Linked DNA regions of Mus musculus: regions 1, 2 and 3 are each linked to region 4. Evidence: chromatin loops called from intact Hi-C (ENCODE). Cell type or tissue: left cerebral cortex. All regions are shown on one strand.

Region 1 (5,000 bases), 330 kb after region 4:
AGCCTCAGCAGCTGGAAAGGCATGACGTCGTTGGCTGTCCATTTCCAGAGGTCAGCGTCTCACACTCTATCTTCTGGCTCTGACGTTCTTTCTACCCTCTCTTCTGAGATTCTCCCACTTTTCTGCAATGAATGGATATGTGTAGTTGTTCAAATTGTTAAGAATAAGTGATGGCATTCCCTTCTCCCAAGGCATTAAGGAAGACGGGGCAAAAGATTCTAAGAGCCAGAAGCAGTAATAACTATAGTGAAATTGTGTTTTCAGAACACAACAGGGCAGTTACATATATGAACTGACAGCGGGTATGACACCATGAACCTAGATCAAGCCAGACAAAACCTCAAAACAAAACGAAACAAAACAAGCAAACAAACAAAAAGCCCTTTAAAGTGCGTTCTGATCTAATCTCTCTAGTACCCCTGTCATCTTCCTTCTCCCTACAAATTCCGTCCCCACATTCATTTGGGATTGTTTTGTTTTTGTTGTAGCTGTGGAGTTGTTGGCAGTTGATGGCAGCTGGGAGAGGTAGTTGATTTTCTTAGGGACGCTGTCCCTGCGAGGTTGCCATGGTCCAGTAGATGGCGCTCCGTCTATTCAAACACTGAGGATACTAAGTGGACTCCATGGGGAGTGAGAGAGAAGTGGGAGGAGAAAAGAGAGGGAGGAAGAGAGAAAGGAGGGAAGGAGGGAAGGAGGGAGGGAGGGAGGGAGGGAGGGAGGGAGGGAGAGAGAGAGAGAGAGAGAGAGAGAGAGAGAGAGAGAGAGAGAGAGAGAGAGAGAGAGAGAGAATGTTCAGCACTGAATAGAACATTTGTGTTAATAAGTGTTCTCGGTGGTCTCAGACTCTAAGGTGCACCCAAATCATCTTGAGAATTTGTTACAAAGTGGCTGCCATACTCAGTTCTCCAGAGTTTCTACTTTGGTTGGTTTAGTCTAGAAGGAGCCTCAGAATTTACCTCGCAAGATTCCTGGTGATGTGGCTGATGCTGGCTGAGGACCAAACTTCACTTATTTTAATATAACTGTACCTGGGTCATATTTTAAAACCAGATCATATTTCTCCATCTGTCCTTCCCTGTGTAGTGCTCAATAACTTCCACAGTTTTAATGGAATAATATTTTAATCTGAAAGTCAATAAAGAACTGGGTATTGTGGCCCAGGCCTGAAATCCCAGCTCTTGGGAGGCAGGCATAGGAAAATGACCATACTTTTGCGCCCAGCCTGGGCGACACAACAAGTTCAAGGCAGCCAGAGATACAGAATGAGACTATTCCTCAAAAAGCCAAGAAGTAAAGAGTAAAAGCCAAAAATCAGGGGCTGGAAAGATGGCTCGGGGGTTAAGAACACTGACTGCTCTTCCAGAGGAACCAGGTTTCATTCTGGGGACCACAAGGCTCCTCACAACACCTTGTAACCCCAGTTCTGGTGAATTAACACTCTTCTGCCCACTTCAGGCACTGCACAAACATGTGCAGTCATATGTGCAGGTAAAACACCTATACACATAAAATAAAATGTTTTTTAAAAGAAAGAAAAGGTAAATGTTAAGGACTTAAAAGTAATGTATTAAAAAGATTATTTTAAAAATATTGTCATCATTTCTTATCATTTTTATTTCTATAAAATCTCATTAAAATCTATAGTTAGAATATAAAGAAAAAATATTTAATCTTGTCTGCATTATTAAAATTATAAGTTATTCATAGAAACATGACACACTTATAAAAGTATTGCTTTTGGCTTTCTGTTGTGCATGTTTGGAAATTTACTGTTTAAACCATGAAAAAGCAACAAATGAAAGATTTGAAAATTTTAGTGGCTTGAAAAGTTTTACAACTTAGAGTGTCCATTAAAATACCCTGGTTCAGGGGCACAGCCTGCTGGAAGGGGCACAGCCTGCTGGATGTTCCTGGTATTACAAGTAGAAAAATTCCAGCAGCTATCATTTAGTATAGTTTTATGAAAAATTCTTAACTGCTTTTTAAAAGCACCCTGACCCTGCTCGTAAACTTTAAAGAGTTCAAGGTTTTTCTAGTGTTGTTGTCTTCCTCGTTAGGAGTTTTTGAACAAGTGCTCAACCTTCGGGTAGAAAATGTTTTTAAATTTGTATTTTATTGTTGGTGGTGTTGGTGTTTCTCTGTGTGCAAATGCCCACCATGGCACACGTATAAAGGTCAGAAGACATGGAAGTTTGTGGAGCTGGTTTCTTCCTCCTGCCTTTCACGCAGGTTTCAGTCTTCAGACTTAGGTCAATGGGTTTGCCCTAAAGCAAGCACCTTCATCCACTGGGCCATCTCACCGGCTCTTAAGCAGAACATGTTTTGAGGGAAATGCTAAGGAAAGAATAGTTTTCTGTCCTCTCAAATCATGATAGTTGCTGCAGACTGCAATGACTTAAGATGCTCTTTATCCAGTAGAAGACCATCATTGGAAGTTCAACTATTCCATGTTCCTCACTTGCTGCCTCAGTATTAGTAAGGTTTGACTGTTGAAGCCAGCCAGACCCAACAAGGAGAACTGCATGAGCACGCATGCACACACACACACACACACCACATACACACACAAATTGTCAATAAACACCAGTAAAATGGACCTAGCAACACCTTCACAGTAGCTAATACAGGTGGGAGTTTACTTAGGAGACATTTACTTGCCATATTCATGACCAAGCCATCATTCCAATCACTACGAGTCCATCTGCTGAAGCCTGGTAACTCCACAGTAGGAATTTGGGGCCAGATGTTCCAGTCCAGATGTGTACAGGAGAGATGAACCATGCTTTTGGATGCTTTTAGGTTCCCTGTCAGTCTTGTATGGTGGGTTATCAAAGTCACACTCCATCAACATTCTTAAAAATAGAGCTGTTATATGGCTTGGATGAGGCACAGACAAAGCAGAAAACAATTAAACTCAATGCATTGAGTGATTAATAAGAGATGGGTCCTGTTAATGGTCAAGTGTTAGGGAATAATATGATGAAGAGAGGTTCTTCTGTTTTCTTTCTCCCTTTCTCTCTCTCTCTCTCTCTCTCTCTCTCTCTCTCTTTCTTCCTTTGAACAACACTACATATTCATACAGTAGTGTGGACTGGTTAGCACAGGTCAGACAACCGATCTTCCTTGCTTTAATTAATACGTTGTGGATTCTCCTCTGGCTCAATGAAGTCTATAGGGATGGATAACCTCACCTTCTCTTCCAGGACCAACAGCACAGCATTATTGACTCGTGTTCCTTCTCAAGTCGTCAGTCTGTGAGAGACCTATCATGAGGCCAGCACTGATGAGCATCCTGGGAACTCAAGAAGACTCCTAGAATAATTACTGTGTGAAAAGGGGTTGATTGAATCTGCTTTAACTGTTTTAAGAATTGTTCATCACTTTCTCTTGCTATGAATTGTAAGTGCAGGCATTTACCGGCTACTTCAAAACTAAACCTCTGTTAAGGAGCGAGTGTTATGCAGAGATGTGTAGACAACAACAGTTGTGTAGTCTCCACAACGCAAACATCTTACTCAGCCTCAGTGAGAACTAGGGGATGTGCCATGTTCTTCCAATGCCATCTAGTGGAAGACAGAAGTGATTTTCATCGGAGCTTGTGTGGATAATCTGCCATCCCTCCTTCCAATTTTTAATTCATAAAATATTACTAAATAAATGGTGCACATCGAGTCACCGACTAAAAATCCACTAAAACCAAGAAGGCCAAGTATAAACTGTGTTGAATGCCAAAGACAACGTTATGACAGGTTCTGCTCATTTACAGTATGATGTAACAGCACAGGAGGCTATCACTAACATCACTAAATCATTATAGGACGATGGCACATCTGAGTTATTCAAGAAAGAACATTCTAAGGACAGAATTTTGAATTTTAGTGTAATAACTTCTTACACGCTGATTTCTGTCTTTCCTATCCTCACTCATCCCCTTCTTTGCCTGACGGGATGCCTTTCTTTCACATGTTGCCTGATCTCCTCTGGGAGGTTACCTCATCAGTGTGCTGCATACATACACCATATACTCCAGCACAGCTAACTGGCTCTCTCATGCATCCAGAGCACTTTGTTCTTACATCTCTGTTGTTTTACTAAATCCTACCACAGCATCCAGAGATTATTTGACCAGGTTAAGGTCTGTTCAAGGCTCTTGGATCTGCTTTATGTCCAGACTCCCCCAGTAGTTAACCTATGGCAGAACCCTATCAGAGAGCATCCTACTTCAATTTTTTATTTGCACTAGGTCTCTTGACTAGACTGAAAGCCCCCTGAGAATAGAGGCCAAATTTAGTGATACTTCTAAGAACTCTAGAGAGAGACAGAGACAGAGAGACAGAGAGAGCAGAGAGACAGGCAGACAGAGACAGGCAGAGAGAACTCATGTATGTCTACATGCCTGCTCATGGCTGCATGTGCACCTTTGTGGAGGTCAGAGGTCAGCCTCTGCTGTTGTTTCGCAGGAACTGTGCTTTTTTTGTCTGTTTTGTTTGAGACAGGGTGTCTCACTGCCCTGGGACTCTCCAAGTAGGTTAGTTTGGCTAGCCAGTGAACTCAGGAATTTGCCTGGCTCTGCCTCCCCAGCCCTGGTACTATAGGCACATGCCACCAACTCGGCTTCTTCCATGGGTAGTAGGGATCGAACTCATGATCCCAGGCTTGCATAACAGGCAGTTTGCCATTTAAACTATCTTCCTAGCCTATGTGTAAGTCTTAAAATAGAGCTCTAGTAGATAACTCTGGCTAACTGAAAAGGAAACACTTGTTATCTTTATATTTTTTTACACCCAGTCTTATGTATCGCTTCCTCTTTCCTGCATGCCATACCTATTTCACAGGGCATTGCATTCTTAAGTCTTCATTACTCGCTTTTGCTTGAGTCACCATGGGAAGTAAAGTTCAGAGCAGATGTGGTTTGTAGACAGAACCTTGTTGGAGAGAGAAACTGAAACGGAGTTTATCCACACTGGAAGGTGGTGGGGAGAGGAAGGAGATGAACAGGT
Region 2 (5,000 bases), 320 kb before region 4:
GTGTTTACAGTTCTGAAAATGTACAGCTTTCTATTAAATTTTCACTTCCTTTTGCCTTGGTTACCTTGGTTTACTCAAGGAACAGGCATAGAGGATTCCTTCATCTTTTGTGTGTGCGTGTGCCTGCTTCTTTTTTCTTGAAGTATGGGAACTCAAACCCAACAAGAAGTAGTCCTATTAAGCATAGGAATCTTAGAAGACTGAGGCAAAACTAGCCTCAGACTGGTGAGTTATGAAGGGAATTAACTTGTGATGGCAAGCATAGCATGCCCATATACTTTCTGCCAGGCCAATGCGCTTCAGTTAGGATTTCTGCAGCGTGACTGGTTTGTGCCACTAACTCCACACTCATGCATAGCACTGTCCTAACAATTGCAAATCCATCCATCCAAGAACGCTTTATCACATTGTTTTGTAATTTAAGATCTTTCTTGGAGTCTGTTATCAGTCATAACAAATCACCTAGCCTGGTGCTTATGGGCCCCGTGCTTTGTAACTTAGACTCATTTTCTTCCCACTTAAATGTTCATGCTCCTGGCCATTCCCTGCTTTTAGCATAGGCTTTATACACTTAATCCCTTTTTCAACAACTGAGGCATCTGTTTCTTGGTCTGATGAGAGCTTGTCCACTTCTCAGCGGAAACACTTATGATTGTGTCTTCTCCCTTAGGCATTTGATGAGTTTCCTTATAGCTATTTGCTACTCACCTCATAAGAGGCTGCACATCAGTGCTGCTGATGGAATTCACATAGAAGGCCATGAGCTAGAGCCTTGCTCAGAAATACAGACGCAAGAGAAGAAAAAAACGACTGAGTACTTTCTGTTCTGTTCTGCTTTGTTTTGTTGAGACAGGGCTTCAATATGTAGCCAAGATTGGACTCACTCCTAATCCTCCTCCCTCCTCCTCCCAAGTCCTGGGTTTGTAGGACTGTGCCACTGCACCAGGCTTAGAAGGCTTTATTGAATTGTTCAAACCGCGTGGTCTGCCACTAGGGATTCAAAAGCTCTGATAGCAGCCCATCTTCTTTTCAAGTCCTGGTAAACCAACTCAGCAGCAGGGGACATTGCCCACATGGGCTGAAGGACTAGGAGCTAGATGGGAAAGATTGTTACTTAGAACCAAGGCCAGATTTAGCAGGCCAGTGAGCCTTTGGAAAGCAATGTGAACTGCATTGGCTTTGGAGTCAGGCCTGGATTCAAATATAAGTCCAAGCGTACATCAGTAGTTGCCTTGTATTTCCCATTGCCTTCTATTTAAAACAGGAACCATCGCCGCATGGACTATTTATTGTAGAAGGCTTTGTGGGTCTCAACTCACAGCTGCTCAATGACTAGTTACAGCAGCTTGTTTTCCATCAGAGGTTAACAGCTAAATGATAAATCCTAAGCCATAAAATGTTTCTAGGTAGGCAGTTTCTTATGCTGAATTTCCTGAAATTCTTCAAGTACCAACTTATCAGATCTTTGAGAGTTGATTTGATTTCTGAGGAGAATCTTTAATAAAATTAAACTGTTTTCTTAACTGATGGCCACAGAGAGAGTCACCGATCCTTGCATGGTACACAGAATCCCAAGGAAAGACTCAAGTATTTTGATAACATCACACAAACTGATTTAAACACTGTAGGCAGTGAGGTAATGGAAATTGAATCACACTTAAAAGCACATATAACCTCAAGAAAAATATAAAACGTGTAATACAGTGTGACATATAAATAATAAATGTGGCAACAATGATCACTTCAAGATTTACCATTGTCTCATATCCACATTTCACGAATACACAGGGGTGTGTGTGTGAGAGTGCACACACACGTGCAAACACACATACGCACACACACACCTGGGCCCTTGTGAGGTGTTGTTTTGGCCTTTGATTTGGTGAACTATTAGAAAAGAACTTTCTCACAGCAGTATGATTGAGGTTGGCACTGAGCTTCAAAGCCTTCTTAGGCACAGGGTCAGCTGGGAGGAGTGGGAAGGCTGTGTAAGTTTGCAGGAAGAAAGTTGGATGCTATTTTCATACTCAAAGAGCTCTTCACAAAGAAGCATTCTTAGGTGTCTTGCTTGCTTGGACTACAGAACATGTTCAAGAATCAACATGTGTGGCTGGTGAGAAGTCTCAGCAGTTAAGAGCACAGACTGTTCTCGCAGAGACTCCAGTTCTACGGCAGCTCACAACTGTCTGTAACTCTAATCTCAGGGGATCTGACTCTCTTCTAGGTACCAGACTTATGTCTAGATGCACAGAAATACATACAGGCAAAACATCTATACACATAAAACAAGTATTTTTAAAGGATCAACATGTATTACAATTTCCTGTATTGTAAATCTTTCCATTTCAAAACCCAGGTCTGGGTCTGAAAAACGTGTGTCTTTCACCTACTCACAGACAGGTATCTGGAGCTCTCTGTCAAATCTGAATAAAATCCTGGCACATGTAAGAAAAGTCCATGACTGCAGAGACCATTTTAGCCTGAATATCCTCAAGCCCCATCGGCAGAGGGCGCCAGATTCTCTGCAGTAGCCTTCTATCCAACTCCTTTCCATTCATATCGATCAAAACCAACCTCCAATCTCCAGAGAAAAGTCACCACTGGCTTGGAATCCGGCTTCTGGATGTGAGGAGGGAGGGGAGAGGGGTATACCAAGAAGACTGGCTGTGTGCAATGCTGGGGAACCTGAGGATTGTCTCCCATCCTCAGCCCATTGTGCATCCATCAGGGTAGCCCGACACTGGTGCAGTCTCTAAGACAAACTCTTGACCATCCATGGAGAGGAGAGGAGGGTCAGGCCTGGATCTGACAATCACAGTATGGTGCCAGACCTTTCTCCTCTGGTGTCAGCTTCTTTCTTAGACCAAAGGTTAAGAGTAGATGACTCCTCATAAAGATGATCCAGTGTGACCTCGAATAGAGCAGAATTAGCTTACACTTGGGGCTAGGGAGATAGTCCAGTGGCTAAAGTGCTTGCTGTGCAAATAGGACACTAGAATTGAGATCCTGAGCACCCATGTAAAACCCCAGGTGTCACAGTGTGCCTGTACCTCAGTGCTGGGAAGAGGAAGTCAGAAGCCCAGGGGCTTGCTGGCAAGTCAGTCTAGCCACATTCACCAGCCCCAGGTTCAGTGAAAGACCCTTTGTCACAATAGGAGGAGAGTAATAGAATAAAACATCTGACATGGACTTTTGGCCTCCACCTGCAGTCACGGGCACACACCCACACACACAGGCATGTACACACACATACTCTCCAACACACACTCACATAAAGAAAGTAATATGCTTGTGTCTGGAGTTCCATTATGACGGAAGCCAGAGACTAACATTTTCTTCTCTGCCCTGCTAACTAGGATGGATAGCTACAAATTTCTTCTCTCCCAGAGCCCATCAAGGCCTAACACTTGTCACTCAGGATTGGGCTAGAGATCACTTAAAATAATAGCAACATCGGTTGACTGAACTGAGAAAGATAAAAGCAAGCAAATAACATTGCATTTAATCATAATTATTTAGCACAGTGTGCTTGAAATGTATGTGAATGCATGCTCCATTTAGATATAATCAACTTTGTACACTGCAATAGTTGCTTATCAAACAAATCAATTTAATATTCATATTCTGTTTGTCTGGTGCCATTAATCACACTAAATGAAAAAATTGATATGTTTGAGGCACAATATTTTCAGGTCAAAGTTACCTTAGCTGATTTGCACAGAACTAAACTAAAATGCTGGATTCACTTAAAGCTGAGCTAGGTCTGGAGGGACTTCTTAGATCCTTTGCTCTCTGAGTTAATTTTTTACTGAAATGGACCTCCAAAAGGCCCTGTTTATGTTAGCCTATAGGCTTCAGGCTTTTCTTTAGGAGTGGGGAGAGAGGAAAGTGCTGAAGTGTGTGTGTGTGTGTGTGTGTGTGTGTGTGTGCCCTTGGGTAGCATCTTCAACTGCTCTGGACCTAATTTACTTGAGTCAGGGTCCTTCATGAAACCTGAAGGTTGCCCCTTTGGCTGTGGGTTCTCAGGAATCCACTCATCTCTGCATCCCCGCCCCCCCCTCCCCCCAATCCTAAGGCTGGGCTCAGCCTAAGCATCTGCATCTGTAAAGCAAGGAACTGAGAGAGTTCTGCTGAGGTCCCTTGGGGCATGAATTTTGCATTGACAATCCATTGTAGGACAGGATGGAATAATGGTTCTTTTGTCATTCTCTTGGGGCGGTTACTGACGATGGGAATCACACAGACAGATGCAGGCATCTCATGGAATGAGGTCTAACTGAATAATGGCTATGTTTTGAGGCGCTTGTTTCCTTAAAGGGTAAGAATATGATCTTTCTTGATGTTTTGTTTTGAGAAACAAGCGTTTCGATATTTGGGTACTCGGGGATAGAAAAGTGCAATACTGGACGCATTTTTAAATTTAGAAGTGCTTGGTGCACTTCCGAGTGCACTGGGGCAAAGTACTTAGGTCTGGTGGTGTCTTAGGGTAGAGCTGCGAGGCGTGGCGTTGGGATCAAAACAGGTTTGACTGCTAAACTGGCACTGGAGCAGCGCAGCCTTCAGGGGAGGGCCCCGGGGCAGGTGACAGGAGATCACCTGCGGGGCTGGCGCCACGCTGCAGCACCGGACGAGCCGCGCCTGCTCCCACGTGGACAGAGATCAGGTGATGTCTCAGTCCAGGTGGCTCTGGGGATGTGGGGCAGGAGAGGGAGATACAAGCTCACTTAGCTTTCATACTTGGTGGTCTGGATCTTGCTGGGGAGGTGGAGCCGTGTGTGAATAGGTTGCCGGGTGGGAGTGCGAGCTGTGGCCCAGCACTTCGGATCCCTTTGGTTGTGCTTGGAACCCAATGCTGTTGGGCAGGGGTAGCCCCTGGCGGTGCCAACACTGAGGGTTGTGCTCCGTAGCCGCGGGTCCCTTGGCTCCACTTTCAGGGAGCGAGCCGCGAACTCGTGAGCAGTTCTGGGAGGAGGGGGGTGGATTAGGAGGGGTGCAGGGGG
Region 3 (5,000 bases), 400 kb before region 4:
TTGAAGCTGTAAAAAGCACTGAACATTGAGCTCTACCTTTGGCACTTTCTTGTTGAGTGTCCTTGATATTGCATAAAATATTGTGAAAGAAATAATCAGTGTTTCTGAAAAGACATTCGGCTTTTATACATATGGAATGATTGCAACTTGAACTCTTACTGGGGTCACACTATAAATAATGCCTTGAAAGGGCTTCGGGAGAACAATTTCTCATTTTCTTAATCAACTTGATGCAAAGTCCATCTTCTGCCTCTGACTTATGCTGCCAACATTCTCCTAAGTACTGACAGGCATTCTCCCTACAGCTGTCCCTGGCTCATGCTTTAGTTGGGCTGCACTGTGGACGTATCTCAACTCTCAGTCACCTCTACTCTGCTTGGCTGACTCCAATCTTCCAATAACTCTTACAGTCGATATGGGAATGCTGACAGTAGCCAAGGGAACCCCTTGGCTTCTAGACATAGCCTCCTTCTTCCTTCTGCAGGCCAGTACCAACCCTTTTCTTATTTTATAACCAGAATCAGCTAGTGACTGTTGGTTTTAGTTGCATAAAGAGTACATGGTGAAGGGACATCCTAGAATTTTTCTGGTGATTCTTAGAAGAATTATTCTTCACTTAGATATAAGAGCACTGCATCATGGAATTTGAAACATGAGCTTGTGAATAAAAAAATAAAACTAAAATAAAAGAACAACTCCTACCTTTTGGTTCTTAGCTTAGTATTCTGGCTTTGAAAAAAACATGATAAATTAGTGAATGGCATGCTTTTCCAAGACTCATATATGTTCATGAAACAGTTGTACAAGCAAGTCTACTATAATTGTGGGGCAGCTTCATGATCTCATTTGACAACATAAGTAAATGATAGATAATTCATTCCACCACTGTATTATCATTTCGTCTTTCTCTAGTAATGAGATGGGCCCTCTGAATCTTTCTTAAATGATGTCCCTTAGTCAAAAGCATTATTTAGGAGGTCCCACCATCCTTAGCGCTGTCACTGCATAGGTAGCAGGGCAAGAGGAAATTACAGGGAAAGAAGACACGTTCTTTCATCATTTTTCTTACATTGGTGATACAATTCTAATACAGTCTCTGTCACTGAGTACCAAGCAAGGCCTGAGAGTGATGTCACCATAGTGATGTCATACTGGCCTCTGTTGTTACTGAAGATGGGTACTCACCAGCAGTAGCAGCCACATCAGCCTTGGTGATATGCTTTCTAAAGTCATATATAACAAACATGCTTTCCCAAGACCCAAATATCTTCATGAACCAATTGTACAAGCACAGAGTAAGTAGTTAATGAGACTAGCTAACTGGCATCTGAAGGGTTGGCCATATGGAACAGCCTACTTGACTACTGACAGTCTCTTTCTCAGTTGATGCCTAGCAGTATTGTTCATCTGAGACAAAAATCAGCTGACTCTGCCTACTCTTAGATATCTATCTTAAAACTCATCTTCAGACCTCCTTTACTTGGTTTCCAAAAGTGCCTTTAAGTTCTTCACTTTTGCCAGTTAAATCCTTGCCATTGCATTAATGTAGACCTCTTCTTATGAGAATCTATCTGTCTGCCCGGTCAAATGAGCAGTCAGGCAAAGCCATGCACCCTGAGGCTTGCTGCCTTCCTCAGTGGCAGCCTTGGGTGTTGATCTTGACCGTACTGACCTTGATAATGAAAGCAGAGAAACCTCTGTTACCATTTGAGTCTAAACACGACAAACATCTATCATAACCCCTTTACTAAGCCTTTTCTGCTTTCTGAAGGACAAAAACATCACCTTTTCTATAAAACATAAGCAACATTCTTTTTTAAAAAAACAGTTTAACAATTAAAAAATTTTTCTCCGAACACCACACAGACACACACACAAAAAGAAAAAGAAGCTAGGCACATATTGACATACTTAGGGAAAATGGTACGGAAGTCCTCACTGCCATAAAACAAAGCAAAAACAATTGGTCCTGTAATCCCAATTGTAAAGATGTAAAAAGTGCAATGCAGAAGGAGTTTTGTGAAACTTTCACCTTGTGGCACTGCAACAGAATGGAGAAACACACAAACCCCTGCCCACGACATGTGTGAGGAACTCAGGTGTGTGGAGTAGAGCAGGAGAATGTTGCTTATCTGAAGGAAACTGGAGATCCCTCTGGTGGGTTGTGGGTGTGTGACCCCTGAACAATGGCTACAGAGCAGGAACCAGAGGCAAATGGGTTGGAGCCCTTCAAGATAGGGGCCGGCCGGTCATGTCATTTCCTCTTAAGCCTTTTTTTTTTTGTAGTGCATTATCACCAGTAGGGTGTAGGAGTACCTAACTGAGGATGGTGTAACACTGCTTGGGAAATTGAAATGTCATGCTAATAGTGGTCAGCCAGATCAGACGTGTGTTTTAAAACCACTGTATACTCCAGAGATTTTTCTTGGCCTCTACAGTCTTTGTGCTACAGATATTTTGTAGATAAAAAAAAAATTCTTCTTGGATTAAACACCCACAAGGATTGAACAGGAGTTTTTATTGTCCAGCATGTGATCTAAAGCAAGTTGTAGAGCCTGTTTATGAAAGAGTAATAGTAAATGTTGTCTGAACCTAATTCCAACTTCCAAATTCAAATGTTCTCTGAGGGTGTGTCTGGGAGCACTGACTATGATGGAAATGCACAGTATGACATTCTGAAGGAATTAATGAAATGTGAGGTTTTAAAAAGACTCAGTCATAATTTATACTAGCCTACATTTAACTTCTAGAGTTGAAAATAACATGGGTTCCAGCAGGGGTCACTATTCTCACAAATCTGGTGAGCTTCCATGTTTGGACTGTGAACAGATCTGCTCTTTCTTTAGCTTCACTGACTCTAATAACTCCCTGTTCCCATATTTTCTTCAATGGACATGGGAAAACCCATGAAAGCTGTTGTCTTCTCTTGCTCTCTGATTGTGTTTATTTACTCACTCTTTTTAACTTTGGAAAACTATGATGACTATATTTCTTCTACATTTAAGAAATGCCTTTTAAAAACACAAAGCCTAATTCTAACTTGACATTTTTTTCTTCTAAAATGTACCCTCAAATGTGTTCACACCCTCTGAGACACAGAAAACCTACTGTCCCTGAGAAATCTATAATTCTGCAGTCTTGTTGATGCCTTATAACTCCTTATAGAAAAAAGTCTACATATATGAAATGAAACCAGAAACAGAAATGGTCATTATGGTGGCTTGAATATGCTTGTCCCATGGGAAGTAGCACTATTAGAAGGTATGGCCTTGCCCCTTTCATCCATTCTGCCCCTTATGTCCAGCCCTTTCTGCTGGGGCAGACTCTTGGCTGGTCTGCTCCAGTGAAGTCACCATATCCTGATCCATCTTAAAGAACATGCTTCACTCAGAGCAGGTGGTAAGGAACCCCCCCCCCCTAGAGTCCCAGAACTGCTGCTGGGAGCCCAGTAGACTCAGGACCCATCACCCACCAAAACCCCCGCCATCCCAAATACCACTCCCCTTCAGTCTCTTCCACTCCTTCTGCTCCGTCCTTTCTGCTGGGGCAGACTCTTAGCTGATCTGCTTCACTAAAGACACAATATCTTGAGTCATCCTAGAGGACCCAGTGCACTCAGAGCATTTGAGGACCCACTAAACTCAGAGCACTTGAGAACCCACTAAACTCAGAGCAGTTGAGGATCCACTGCATGCAGAGTAATTGAGGATCAGCTGCACTCAGAGCAGTTGGACAACACCTTGACTGCTCCACTGAAGACCCAACAGTCTGAAGGCCTCCCAGGAGATCTACTGCAGCCAGGGCAACAGATCAGCAGCTTCTCTGCCCCTGAAAAGAGCCCCCAGTTCGAAGGCCCCACAGGTAGTCTGCTACAGCCAAGGCTGCAGGTCTACCAGGAGACCTGAAGCAACCCAGGAACAAAAGAGGCAGACTCCAGACAGTCACCCAAACTAACAAATACCAGGGATATCCAGAAGGTAAGGGGCAAGCACAAGATCATAAGCAACAGAAACCAATATATGTGAACATTATCAGAACCCAGTTCTTCCACCATTGCAAGCCCTGAATACAACAACACACCTGAAAATCAGGAAGCTGACATAAAATCCTATCTCATGAAGATAATAGAGTCCTTTAAGGAGGATACCAATAACTCACTGAAAGAAATACAGGAAAACAAAGGTAAACAGGGGAAGGAACTGAATAAAGCGACCCAAGACCTAAAAATGGAAGTAGAAACAAAAATAAAACACACACACACACACACACATACACACACACACACACACACAAATGGAGGCAAACCTGGAAATGGAAAACCTAGGGAGGAGGTCAGGAATTACAGATGTAAGTATCACTAACAGAATACAAGAGAGAAGAGAGAATTTCAAGTGTCGAAGATACAGGAGAAGAGATTGTCTCAACTGTCAAGAACAATTCAAAACATAAAAAAAAAAAAATCCTAGCCCATAGCATCCAGGACATTAAGGACACAATGAAGAGACCAAATCTAAGAATAATCAGAATAGAGGAGAAGCAAGATTCACAGCTCAAAGGACTTGAAAATATCTTCAACAAAATCATAGAAGAAAAATTCCCCAACCTAAAAAAAGAGATGGCCATAAAGGTACAAGAAGCCTATAGAATACCAAATAAATTAGACCAGAAAAGTAAATCATCTTGTCACATAATAATCAAAACACTAAACTCAGAGAACAAAGAAAGAATATTAAAGCTGCAGGGAAAAGGGCCAAGTAACATACAAAGGTAGACCTGTCAGAATTACACCAGACTTCTCAAACAGAGACTATGAAAGCCAGAAAAGCCTGGTCAGAGATCATGCAGACTCTAAGAGGACACAAATGCCAGCCCAGGCTACTGTACCCAACAAAACTCTCAATCAACATAAATGGGGAAACCAAAATATTCTAAGACAAAACCAAATTCAAGCCGTATCTATCTACCAATCCAGCCCTACAGAGGATCATAGAAGGAAAATG
Region 4 (5,000 bases):
ATCAAGTCTTCTAAAAATGAAAACCACAAGCACTTCTCAAGCCTGAGCAACTACTTCCCATAAACAAACAAACAAACAAAAAACAAAAACAAAAACAAAACAAACAAGAAAACCTTCATCACCATTCCCCTCTGGGAACCTAGCCTTCCACAATTTGCAACCAGAAAATTGATCCTCTAATGTGACCAGAACCAGAATACAGTAAACGCTGCCACTGGCTTCATTAAACTGGTTCCTTCTTCCTTGTGGGAGTTCAAGGATAATGAATGGGTCCAGATGCAGTTGCTATCTTTCTTGGTATTTAGTTTAATTCACATTTTTCAAAGATGTAAACTACATAAGTAACATGTCTCTTGTACCAGTACCAGTTTGTTGTTTTTAACCTGAATATAAAACTTAATTTTTCTTTCTCCAGTGTCATGAGAATGGAACTGAAATTAGCACATCCTAACTAACACACATACAGGTCGGATTCTACCTTTAGACATTTTCTTTTGCCACAGAGGAACTTCAAATGACCTCTTGTTGGAGTGGAAGCATGGGACGTCATTCCAGAGCCTCATGTGAAGGGAAGCAGTGTTCGTGGATCTGACCTACTGGTTTCAAATTAAGAGTCATGCTTGACTTGCCGTTTCTCTTCTATGACAAGCGTCTGCCTTTTCTACAAATAGGGTATCAGAGGGCTGGCCTTGGAATGGATGTTCTTCGTGCCATGGCAGCGTGTAAGTACCCAAAGCAGATTCTCAGAGTTGGAAAGGGTCTTAGACGTCATCAGAGGCAACCCACCCCCACCCCCCCAGTCTTCCATTACACTCAATTTCACTTGCTGAGGCTTCAAGTTTTTGTGTTCAACCAAGGTCTGAAAATATTAAATGAAAAAAATCTTTCAAAGTAGAAATATGTAAGTTCAAATAATTTTTCCACAATATTTTATTGTAATGAATTGTAATAACTATCTCTTGCTCTGATTTATAATTATAAATCTCTTGCTGTGATATGTAATGTACACACACACACACACACACACACACACTGGGTGGGGGGGGGCATGTAAGGTTCGGTACTGCAGTGCTTTTTTAAAAAATACATTCCCTGTGGGTGAGAGAGATTATTGTCTAGCTGTCTCATCACAGGCCCCTCATAAGACCATAGCTTTTACAGTAGCAGCAGTTCTTAGACCTAGCCAACCAAGGGTTCCCAAGGTGTCACTCAACACTGCAGGACAGTGATCCCCTCCTATGTGAACGTAAGGAATATCTGGAATGGCAAGACAGAAGTTGCCATTTTCTTTTCAGCTGTGAACTGGAATTTTATCATCTCCTGGGTATCTTACACTTCTCAGAAAGAAAGTCCTGGTGAACATTTACATGCGTCTTTAACACAACTGAGGACTATTAAGCTAGGCGCAACAGTACAGCTCTGAAAACCCTTCACCTGGGAGGTAGAGGCAGGAATGTTGTACAGCCAAGGCCAGCCTGGTCTATGTAAAAATCTCCAGATCTGCTAGGGCTATATGGTGACCCATACAGCAGCAAAACTTGAAAAACTGAGTTCCTTGAAGCAAATAAAAGGAGCAGAAATAATACCTGTGTGCCCTGGAGAATACGACACCTACAGGTTAAATCAACAACTGCACTAGAGCCCAAGATTCTGAATCTATATAACTACTTCTACCCCTCTGCTGCCACGCCCAGGAGCCCTCCTCCTCAAACTGTTTTATATTTTCACAAGTACCTATTATATTTACTACCAATTCTTTGTTCTCTAGCATGTAAAATGGGCATATATGAATAATCAGTATAAGACAATGCAGTTAGAGCAAATCAGCCCTGCATAGCACAAAATAGTTAATTAACACATTCCTGTTCAATGAAAAGCTGACCACAGACCGTCCCCTAAGGTGTAACTCACTGCAAGATACCAGTATGGGCACAAGGTGTGACAGAAGCTAATAACTGCTTACTGAACATCCATTCTCTCTTTCAGTCTTAGACACCCTACTAACTTTGTCGGTGTCGGAATATTATCCAATTGAAAGTCTGTATCTTGACAGCCTCCCTTGAGTCTGTAAGTGACCATGTAATGAAGAATACAAACAAGCAATCTTTTGAAGGATGTAGTGAATGGTAGAAATAAATGTTAAACTCGTGGAGACTGCGTTTTGCTGCTACAGCTTTCTGAGCCAGAATCTTAAGCACCCCAAACAGTCTGAGTAGCTCACTGAGACTTCCTGTGCACCTGGTTCAATGCTGGAGCATCAGCAGTATTTTGCATATGACCAGCTACCCAGGTCACAGCAGCCAATCAGAAACAGAATTTCGGTTCCTTTCTGAAGCTTCTATCCTTCTCTAGCCTTGAGTTTCCTGAGATTTCTGAAGACAGATAAAATAAGGTTTCAGACATAAACTGCAGACAAAGGGCCAGCTGTGCGGTTGTCCAGCGGTGTGATCCTGAACAAACCAAAACACTGAAGTATCCGATGCCCGCAGACAGGGGCGGGGCCTGGCCGCGGCCGCGCGTGACCCTGCGGCGCCGAAAGGAGGCCCCCCCGCCCGGAGCCGGGGTTACCTGACATCGCTGCCTCCTCGTCGTGCACCGCGCTCGCTGGCAGTGTAGCCAGGGGCTGCAGCCAGAGCACCAGCCACCACAACCTAGGCAGCATCGCGGCCAGAGCGGCGGAAGTGGCGCAGCGGACCAAGAGCGGGAAAGCGGAGGGAGGGGATTGCAGGGGCGGAGCCGGCTGCGGCCCCGCCCTTCCGCGGTCCGCCGAGCGGCTCTCCCAGTGGCCTCCAGGGGGCGATCACCTGCCTTCCCGATTCTTGCTCCTGGGCCAGCTTGCAGAGTTGGCGGGCAGTTTAAAACACGCCGGAGCCCCGCGCAGGGTTCTCAGAGCACTGGTGCGGGCCACTCAGAAAGGCAGGCTCTTCACATGCACCCTCTCAGAAATAAGACCAGCAAGCCCCACTTAGACAAAAGCCTGACTTGTTTGTTTGTTTGTCCCTCCTTTCACCTCTTCCTTTTTTTTTTTTTAAGCAACAAGTTGAGAAATTTGGTGCTTAAATAATTTGTGTCTAAGCTCATGAACACAGTATCTTTCAAAAAAAAAAAAAAAACCCAAAAGGGTTATATAAGTTCACTATTAATAAAGTGTTACTTTAATAGAGATCTGGAGGCTGGAGAGATGGTCCAGTGCTTAGGAACACTTATCGCTCTTCCAGAGAACCCATGTTTCCCAGCGTGCACATGGCAGCAGCCCCAAACATATGTAACTACAGTTTCATGGAATCAACTGCCCTCTTCTGAATTCTGCAGACATATGGTACACAGACATACACACAAGCTAAACACCCATACACTTAAATTAAAAAATAAGCCTTCTTTTAAAAATGAGATTGTATTTTTAAAAATTCAAAGATATAGTGAGTGTTCTAAACATAACCAACCTGGCAGAGATGATAGCTCTCTAAAGTCAGCCTATTGAGACAGAAGACTCCAAGAAACTGGAATGCTGCACAGTAAACCACTCTGGGGAGCAGAGAAAGCCACCACCAACCACAAGAGAATAGTCTGTCCTAGAAAGAGACTCACAGTTTCTGAGCCCTATGGTTTATTGATGATCAGGATAATTCTGTGTTAAGAGCAAGCCTTCTTTGGTCTCTGGAAACCTTTCAGTGTGACTTACTATTTCATACTTGAAGTAGGGCAGAAGAGTGTGGTGGTAGTGGACTGTAATCCCACCATTTGAGAAACAGAGTTAATGATGGGTAAGGTGAGCCTAAGTGGCATAGGGGATCCAAGGCTAGTCTGGCTACATGAGACCTAATTTAACCTTCCTCTGATCCCCATCCCTGCCCCACCACACACACAAAGCTAGAGTAAGAAGTTGTGTTCTTTTCTCTAATTCCAGTCTTCCACTAACAGCACTAAGCTCGATATAATAGAAATCTTTTTTTTTTAATAACTCAGCTTCAATTTTTTTTAATGGTCTAAATAGGAAAGAATGTCTCTGAGTTATCTAAAGGAGGCTTTCACCAAATGCCCCGTATATGTGTATACCTAGTATGTGGCTGTAAAAGCTCAGAGTTTTTTTTTTTAAGGAAATTATTAGGGGCTGATTTTTAAAAATAAACCTTCATTATTGGAATCTGTCCTTTATCATTTTTTTTCCCTGGATCCCCTTGGTATGCCTCTTGCAAAGCAACTTTTTGCTCCAATTCTGTTCAAACTGGTTTGGTTAATTTGGGATAATGCTAAGGAAAGCAACTGAAAGAAACATATCACCAAATGACTAATGTACTTTCTTAAAGCTGTCTTCAATAGATAGAGAACAAGCAGAGACATATGTTTGCAGCGCTGATCAAAAAACAAAACAAAACAAAACAAAATTAAACCATCTAATTACTAAATTGGTAGATGAATTGAATAGGTTGTTTTCAAAGGTAAAAATACAAATGGTCAATAAATATTTAATATCCTTAGGTATGGTGGCTATTTTTGGTCATCAACTTGACTACATCTGGAATTAATTTAAACTCAAATGGCTGTGTACACCTTTGAGGAATTTTTCTTTTCATCATTTGAAGTGGGAAGACATACTTTTACTCCAGATCTTTCTTTGTCCTATATAAAGGACATGGAAGAAGGAAGCTTGCTCTTTTTTGTCGCGTCCGCTCTCGACCAGCAAGAACGACACGACCACCAGTCCTTCTAACGGCAGTTTATTCAGCAAACTTCCGTCTTCATCTCTCTCGCTTCAACTTTTTCTTCATCTATCTCCCACGAACCCCGGGCCTCTCACTCTTATATACTCTCAGTCCTCATCCACTCACAGCAGGCCATGTCACCTCACCAAGGCACGCAGCTTCAGCCAATCAGGGCGGCAGGGGCATGTCTCCACCAAATATGGACTTGTTTAAACCACCAGCATCATGGCGCACCTGTGCAGCTCTCACGACGGTTGTGGCTTATTTTCAGGTGTATGAGGAAGTCAGGTGCAAGTC

The links. Peaks named below come from ENCODE experiments on the same cell type or tissue, not always from the same donor. Only the 100,000 strongest peaks of a DNase experiment are listed, where the experiment ranks them.
Region 1: a loop joins it to region 4, with 5 times the contacts of the local background. A loop is called at or near these places in 22 of 42 quality-filtered maps.
Region 2: a loop joins it to region 4, with 2.4 times the contacts of the local background. A loop is called at or near these places in 21 of 42 quality-filtered maps.
Region 3: a loop joins it to region 4, with 2.9 times the contacts of the local background. A loop is called at or near these places in 11 of 42 quality-filtered maps.

Annotation. Positions count from the first base shown.
Region 1 is chr1:52,298,333-52,303,332 of GRCm38, reverse strand. No RefSeq gene overlaps it. Among named protein-coding and RNA genes, the nearest start is that of Gm31955, 4.8 kb to the left of the region's middle. In left cerebral cortex, CTCF peaks have their summits at 561 (motif pointing right), 1,900 and 3,569 (motif pointing left); DNase peaks (open chromatin) are centred at 576, 1,889 and 3,565.
Region 2 is chr1:52,952,860-52,957,859 of GRCm38, reverse strand. It overlaps a transcript of 1700019D03Rik not described here. Among named protein-coding and RNA genes, the nearest start is that of 1700019D03Rik, 2.5 kb to the right of the region's middle. In left cerebral cortex, a CTCF peak has its summit at 2,493 (motif pointing right); DNase peaks (open chromatin) are centred at 2,508 and 4,670; H3K4me3 peaks cover 847 bases; H3K27ac peaks cover 838 bases.
Region 3 is chr1:53,030,542-53,035,541 of GRCm38, reverse strand. No RefSeq gene overlaps it. Among named protein-coding and RNA genes, the nearest start is that of Mstn, 29 kb to the left of the region's middle. In left cerebral cortex, a CTCF peak has its summit at 2,778 (motif pointing right); a DNase peak (open chromatin) is centred at 2,776.
Region 4 is chr1:52,628,420-52,633,419 of GRCm38, reverse strand. It overlaps Nemp2 (nuclear envelope integral membrane protein 2), which reads right to left and starts at 2,715. Exons shown (of 9, transcript NM_001142647.1): 1 at 2,569-2,715. The coding sequence starts at 2,662. In left cerebral cortex, CTCF peaks have their summits at 1,623 and 2,786 (motif pointing right); DNase peaks (open chromatin) are centred at 1,645, 2,297 and 2,772; H3K4me3 peaks cover 1,320 bases; H3K27ac peaks cover 486 bases.